Regions from separate parts of the Homo sapiens genome. Here region 2 is linked to region 1. Evidence: chromatin contacts called from ENCODE Hi-C data. All regions are on one chromosome and are shown on one strand. The core of a region is the stretch at or near the end of the contact, and the rest is flanking DNA. Distances in the headings are between cores, read along the strand shown.

Region 1 (3,721 bases), core at 688-3,187:
TCTAGAGACAATTACCTCATTTAAAATATATAACGGTAAAGAAGAAAATCAAAGGGCAATCAATACACAATAACAAAAAGAAGACCAAAACAAAAAATCAAAACTCACAAAATTAAGTATGCTTAACACCTGAAACATTTACAACAATATCCAAATGGCCAGAAAGGTGTGGACTCTTAGATTACCTTCCACTCTTGAGCCTTAAACTATTTTCATCTTTAAAAATGCCACACGTGACCTTCTGGTGTGATGCACAATAAAATGCGATTGTCCCAGCAGTGGCAGATTAAATGGGCACATTAGAGATGCACCAGCCAGGATCTGAACCCTGGCTCAGACTGCCACCATTTTGGGTAGATTACACATCATATCCTACCCTGATCCTCTTAAATTGAGATAACTGTTCTGCAGGTTTGCTCTGAGGAAAGAACTAATAAAGTATTTTAAAGTTATTATTTGTGTCTGGGACACAGCGATCTCTCCATAAACAGTGGCTTTTTTTTTTTGCTCTATTTTATGAACACTTTACAAATCTAATATGTTTAGCACACAGGGTTGCATGCAGACTATGTACTGCATTCCAGACAGCACCATTCATTTAGGCCAGGGGTTGGCAAACTTTTTCTGTAAAAAGCCAGATAGGAAATATTTTCAATTTTGTGGGCCTTATGGTCTCCTGTACAACCACTAAATTCTGCAGCTGTAGCATGAAAGCAGCCACAGACAGTAAGTAAACAAATGGGCAAGGTTGTGTTCTAATAAAACTTTATTTATAAATTTAGGCAGTGGACTAATTTGGCCCATGGGCCACAGTTTGTTGACCCCTGACACAGGCTATGTAAATGTGGCCCACTAAAGTTCAACAGTATGGCAGCTAAAAGTTCCAGCACTAGAACTGTTGAGATAAATCTGGAGAACCATCCACCAAGGATTTTGGAAAGTTGCAATCTCCCATTTGGAGGAAATGTTAGAACATCTAAATCTTTTCCACTTATAAAAGCTCATGAATCTCTGGATCTGAAAGAGGAAACAAAGATAATGTGATGTGCTGAAGGTCTCAGCATCAATTCTGTCAGCAGTGGGCTTAATCCCAGCCTCCTGAGCCCTGACCCTACATTTCTTCACTAGGGCTCACAGTCTCTAGCCTGGAATTCCTCAATCTGTGGCCAGTTTACATTCTCAACTCTAATTGCTAGCCAGTCACAAATTTCTCAGAGAGCCTAGTGCAGCGATGTATCCTTGCATCACAGAAAGAGAACCCAGCGGCCGGGGGAAGCTGTATCGTTCTCCTGTTAAGAACAGGACCCAGCTTAAGTCAAGCCTCATAAATAACCATGAAGACCAATGACAACTTCACGGTGGGATTCTGAAGCCTCAAAGCCACACACCCACATTCTCCAAACTGAGAAGAGTTTCTGTAAAAAAAAAAAAAAAAAAAAAAAAAAAAGATACTACATTCCTCAACAATGGCTTTAAATGTGAATAGAGACAGGCACCTACAGACAAGAAGTTGAACCCTATATAAACTGTGCACCGACTTCATGACTGAAACTCCAAACCCTACCTCAAATGTGTGATCCTTCTGTTAAATCTTGATTTTATTTAGCCCCTTCTTTGATGAATGACTAGAACCTGCTCCCCATTTGGTGCCTCTAACATAATTTTCGAGGCTCCTTAGTTTTGGTTAAAAACTTATGGAACAAAGGCACATACAGACCCTCTTAAAACCATTTGCCAAAACCACATTTTGTTAATTATAGCAACAGCCAGTATTTCCTGAGCACTTAACCATGTGCCAGCCCTCCCTCCACAGACACTTTCTCATGTGGCCCCATGAGCTAGTTTCTGCTGTACAGATGAGAGAACTGAGACTTAACCTCTCTAAATGACTTCACCACAGTTGCACCACTGTGGAACTCAGACTTGAACCCCAGCAGCCTGAGTCTGTACTGCGCACACAAGTCTCATCACATGCTGAACCAATGCGTTAACACATCCAGACCTTTCTGTGGTTCCAACACTGCTCTCTCAAAAGTCTAGTTTGAGCCTAGCAGAAACATAAATGACAGATGATACAGTAAAGGGTCCTTTTTTTTTTTTTCGGTTTTGGTTTTAATAGGCCACCTTCTGTATTAGAATTAAAAGGGCCCAACAGTGGTTCTTAAATGCACCCAGGAAGAATGTGCCCTGGGCTGTTGTACAGACTGATCCTGCTGGCAGCTAGCTGGAGAACCCCAGGCCTCCCTCACTCAATAATATGGGTCTCTGCTCAATCTCTCTTCTTCAGAGAGGCTTTCTTGACAAGCCTCAAACCTGAAACAGCACCCACTTCCTTCGCTAATTTCTTACCCTACTTTGCTGTTCCTCAAGCATTTTTCACCAGATGTGTTTATGTATTTGTTTCCTATCTGCCTTCACTGCTGGAGTGTCATCTCCAGAAAGAAGAGATGGTTTTGCTCATCACTATCTCCAGTGCCTAGACAGTGCCTGGCACAGAACAGGCACTTGCCGTATCTGTTAGTAAAGAAACAAATCGATCTCTGGGTGGTAGAATAACAGCTACTTTGTATTTTCATCTTTTTGCTTAGCTGTAATTTCCAGATTTTCAGCAGAGCATCCCTCCTTGTACTACAGAAGCACTGTTTTTTAAGCCTTTCCTTTTGAAAACACAGCACTATTATTCAGTTATACACATCAACTCAAAGGTAGAGATGATGGCTGTATGGTCACTGGTAGCCCGGGGGCATGAAAACCCATGCTAAATTAATCCCCAGGTGCCTGGCTTGACAGCTCCGTACACCCAGCCCGGCATGGCACACACTCCTGGCCAACTCAGTTGCTAATAATGGCCTTCTGCCCTCAGGGAGCAACCATCCTCCCCATGTGGCATAGACACAGGCTAAAAGCCACCTTCTTAATCCTCATTGCATTCCTGGGCAGTACAGGGAAGGCAGTTTATCTTCATCACCATGTCATTCATGTCTGACAGAGGCCAGAAGCGAAAGGAGAAAACCTGAACACACAACCATCTCCAGGAGACACCCATCTGCCTCCCCAGAGTTAGGATTCTGTGAACCACTGATGAGAAATGACTGGCACTTCTGCCAAGAGGTTCACTGTGTTTCAACCTCAGATACCATCAGATACAGCTTCTACTAATCTTCTCCTTGCCTCGACCCAACTGCATCCTGAAATAAAGTCTTAAATATTTACTTTGTTCTTCTGCAAATCTTGCTATAACTTGTACTGTTCACATTAACCACACTTAATGAAAGCAATTATCGAGAAGGTTCTATTAACATAGAGTTTAGACAGGTTAATGACTGTCTTCCCTTGAGAGCTGAGCACTCCCGCACAGGAGTTCCCCTCCCCATTTTGGAGTGGGAAGGTACAGTAAAGGGTCAGGCAGTTTCTGGATCTGCTTAAGTTTGCTGTGACAAGTAGCACAGGAGCCATACAACTTCTGCCTTGTGACAGGAGAAAATTCCTTCTGTGCCAGTTCCTGTACATCATTGCTATCCCTATCCTGAGATGGCTATAGTGTTTGAAGGTCATTTCTAAGGCCAAAAGGTCAGGCAAAGCCAATAGGTTTTCTTGGACTAGGGTGAATGCATCTACAAGTTGAGGGTCAAAAAAGACATGAGCGCAACCAATACTTTCAGTCATTCTCCTCCGGTAGATGGTGAACTCAACATTCCCAAAAGGAGCCCTAGTTTCCTAC
Region 2 (3,651 bases), core at 484-2,983, 1.8 Mb before region 1:
GGATGATGGCAACCAGAGGATGATGGTTTAAAAAAAAATTAGGAAAGAAAAATCCAAGCCACTAGAAAGCTGCACATAGCAAACCACTCAGCTCAGTGTTAGAATCTGACGTTGGTGAGTGTTTTCCTATCCTTGAAAAGAGTGCTTTCGGGCTTCCCTTTGGTAGCTGGGTCCCCCACCCCGCACCCCCACCCCCTCAACTTTGAAGTTTTGACTCTCTTTCTCAACACCTGAAAAGACAGGCTGAGTTTCACCTTGGGAAAATGCAAAATAGTCAGCTGCAGTGAAGAAAAAATGATTTGCAACCTCAGTCACAGATTTCTTTGAAACACTGTTGTAAAGGGAATTCTGAAAGGACCACTGACTCATTTCAGACAGTGAGCCAGGGTGAATGTTTAATGTGGTGAGTCGGTGACCGAGGAAACCACTTCTCTTTTGGAGCTGTTCATTCTGACTCTTCTTATCTGGGTGCCTTTACCAAACAAACAAGTATCATCTCTTACTTGGGGACACCTGGTTGGCATTTGCAAAAAGAAAGGAGTTCCAAGAAGAGCTAAAATTATCAACAGCAGAGACAGCTCAGTTTCTGCTATCTACGGGTTCACCCACAGGGATATCATAATCAAGAAGCAAAGTGATCGATTTGGGAAGTGAGGGGTGAAGGAACAAAGATTCATAAAGAACAATGGGATTGGAGGTATAAAATATACCCTGCTCCCCATACCCAAAATGGAAAGTGCCACTTGGTAGGTGGCCATGTGCTGCATAAAACATAGCAGACAGTTAATGTCAACTCAAACCATTCTAGCAAGACATTAACTTAGAGGAAACGCCAGGAAACTGAGAGGTTGGAAGAAAGAAGAGGTGTATTCCTATGGACAGCTAGCTGCGAGGTCATCCTAGTCTGTTGCTGGTACATTCTACTTCAACCTAGAGCTGACAGCGTAGAAAAGTATGACTCATCTCTAAATAAGATCCCTGGACAGACTCATGGAAGTTCTGCTGCTCCCCAGAGAAGATCACCTGGTGGTCATAGGTTTAAAGACCTTACGAGGCTGGCCCATGGGCCGAGATGCCATTGTGCAGGGCAGCAAGGCCCACTTAGGTAAGAATATACCACATGATTGGCCTCACTGTAGAGGCCATCCCTCGCTTGGAAGCCATCTGGAAGTAGATTTGAACTTCTAAGTGACATCTTAAACAGCCCAAGTCCCAGTGATCATTAAGATCCCTGTGACCAAAAGAAGAATCTCTCCTGATCACTTGTGCACTCCTCAGGGACCAGGCAGGAAACATGGGGGCTGGGCTGCTGCCTTGAAAGCAGCCTTTTGTTACCCCCTCACACTGGAGCAGCTGTAAGAAATGGGTGGCTGCTGGCTGAGTGCAGTGGCTCACACCTGCAATCACAGCACTTTGGGAGACTGAGGCAGGAGGATTGCTTGAGGCCAGGAGTTCAAGACCAGCCTGGGCAATAGAGTGAGACCCCATCTCTACAACAAAAATTAGCTGGGCATGGTGGCACACACCTGTAGTCCCACCTACTTAGGAGGATGAGACAGGAGGGTTGCTTGAGCCCAGGAGTTAAAGGCTGCAATAAGCCATACTCACACTACTGCACTCTAGCCTGGGTGACAGAGTAAGATCCAAGAAAAGAAAAGAAGACAAGAAAAGAAAAGAGAAAATAAAAGTGGCTGCCACCCCCCTGCTCACCATCAGCTTCTGGGGGAACCCAGTGAGGCACCCATCTGCTATGGGTATGAGAGAGAACATCAAGCATCTGGCTTTCCTGATCTTAATGTCTCTTCACATTAAGAATGAGGTGAGCTTCTGATTCTCTTGTCCTGCTCCTTCCACCATAGTCTCTATATGGGCTTTTATCTTCTAGAGAGGAGCACGCCCACCCCAGGACTGGTACCCAGCAGGTGTACCACCAATGTTGATGATACTGATGACTAGACTTGCAGCAGGAGGCAGGCACTATTATTATCTCCACTTCACAGATGAAGAAACTGAGGCCCTAATCCATCAAGTAACTTGCCAAAGCCCCTCTGCTAGTGAGCCCAGGTCTCTTAGGATGAAGGGAGGAACTGAGTGTGTCAGAAGCTCTTAAACAGCACTGCCCCCTCCCTGATTCCAGCAGTGTCAGTCTCCTGCCGCTGGGCTCCCACCTACTTGTGTTTGCAGTCTCACTTGTGGGTTCGAGGTCATAACTCTCTGTCGCTCCTCAAGTGCTCGTCACACCCACTGTTCCCTGGTTTCATTTGTACATTGGGGTTCCAACTGTCAGTCCCCAGCCGGCACACAGGTTTCACTTCCCTGAACCCTAATTCACTCATTTTTGAAATAGGGATCTATCTACCAGAGTGGGTGTGAGAAATAAGAAACGGGGTATAAATATAAAGCCTGCAGGAGCCCCACCATGACGCTGTTCACGCCTTAGTGAGCACTTCACAAACAAAAAGCACCGTGATGAGGTATTTGTGTCCTTTCATAACAATCTTCTCTCTCAACTCTGGCTGACATCAGAATCACCTCGAGCATTATTTGAAAAGGCGAATGCTCAAAGCCCCGCCCCAACCCTGCCAAATCAGAAACAACCAAGGTGGAGGTCCTGGAATCTGAATTTACTTTATAGTAAACAGCGCTACCTGTTAATGCAGGGATCAGGGCCAAGCTAACGTTCATCCCACAGGGAGGTTCTATAAGGGATTCCTGCCGAGAGTGGGAGGTAGGTTTAGAGGACCTGAAAGCTCCTCCACAAATAACAACCCCCTTATGTAGTTGGTTCTCGGTTGATAGCTCCCTGCTGCAAGCAGTGTGGTGATCAGTGTACAGAGAAATATTTTTTCCATCCTATTCCACACTGGTCGTGTCCCAAGCTCCACTCTCTGGCAGCCCAAGTAGGGGTAGATAGGCTCTGGGCACCAGACAAAAACTGTATTCCCTTTAGGGCTGCCTTTCCTCTGCGGAACATGAAGATCACTTTTAACAACCACAAAGTTTCATGAACCACCAGATGAAAGCCAATCGTGCTGGTAGTGTGGTAATGTCTGTTGACGAACAACATTCGTTTTTGGCTTTTTTTTTTCTTTTTTTTTTTTTTGAGACAGGGTCTTACTCTCTCACCCAGGCTGGAATGCAGTAGTGCAATCTTGATTCACTGCAACCTCCGTGTCCCAGGTTCAAGCGAATCTCGTGCCTCGGCCTACTGGGTAACTGGGATTACAGGCGCCTGCCACCACACCCAGCTATTTTTTGTATTTTTAGTAGAGATGGCGTTTCACCATGTTGGCCAGGCTGGTCTCAAACTCCTGACCTCAGGTGATCCACCCACCTCAGCCCCCCAGAGTGCTGGGATTACAAGCATGAGCCACCGTGCCCGGCCCAAACAACATTCTTAAACACACACACACACACACACACACACACACACACACACACACACACAAAACTCCTATGAATTCAAGACACTTCCAAACCAATTCCATATTTTATGAATCACAATAGCATCCACATGCATTTCAAAAATTGTAGCACATTATATATTCAATCTACAGGAAGATTTGGCACTTGGGGGTATTTAGACCCTTCACAATAACTTCCCTTGGGGTCCACTGCTCACAGATTGAGAACCAGCCTGCACCACCTGAC

The links. A loop is a pair of places that touch in the nucleus more often than their neighbours do. Pooled maps may share reads with other maps.
Region 2: a pooled map shows a loop between it and region 1 (15-fold over the local background). The contact joins two enhancer-like sites. A Hi-C loop is called at or near these places in 5 of 37 single-sample maps with no recorded cell type and 5 of 50 pooled maps.

The regions. Positions count from the first base shown.
Region 1 is chr2:134,281,372-134,285,092 of GRCh38, reverse strand. All of the region lies in intron 2 of MGAT5 (alpha-1,6-mannosylglycoprotein 6-beta-N-acetylglucosaminyltransferase), which reads right to left. Among named protein-coding and RNA genes, the nearest start is that of MGAT5, 29 kb to the right of the region's middle. RefSeq lists an enhancer at 2,515-2,724. Within about 2 kb of position 1,937, at least 6 of the 41 ENCODE cell types and tissues checked have a DNase peak (open chromatin) inside an H3K27ac peak, as active enhancers do.
Region 2 is chr2:136,131,058-136,134,708 of GRCh38, reverse strand. No RefSeq gene overlaps it. Among named protein-coding and RNA genes, the nearest start is that of CXCR4, 15 kb to the right of the region's middle. Within about 2 kb of position 1,733, at least 11 of the 41 ENCODE cell types and tissues checked have a DNase peak (open chromatin) inside an H3K27ac peak, as active enhancers do.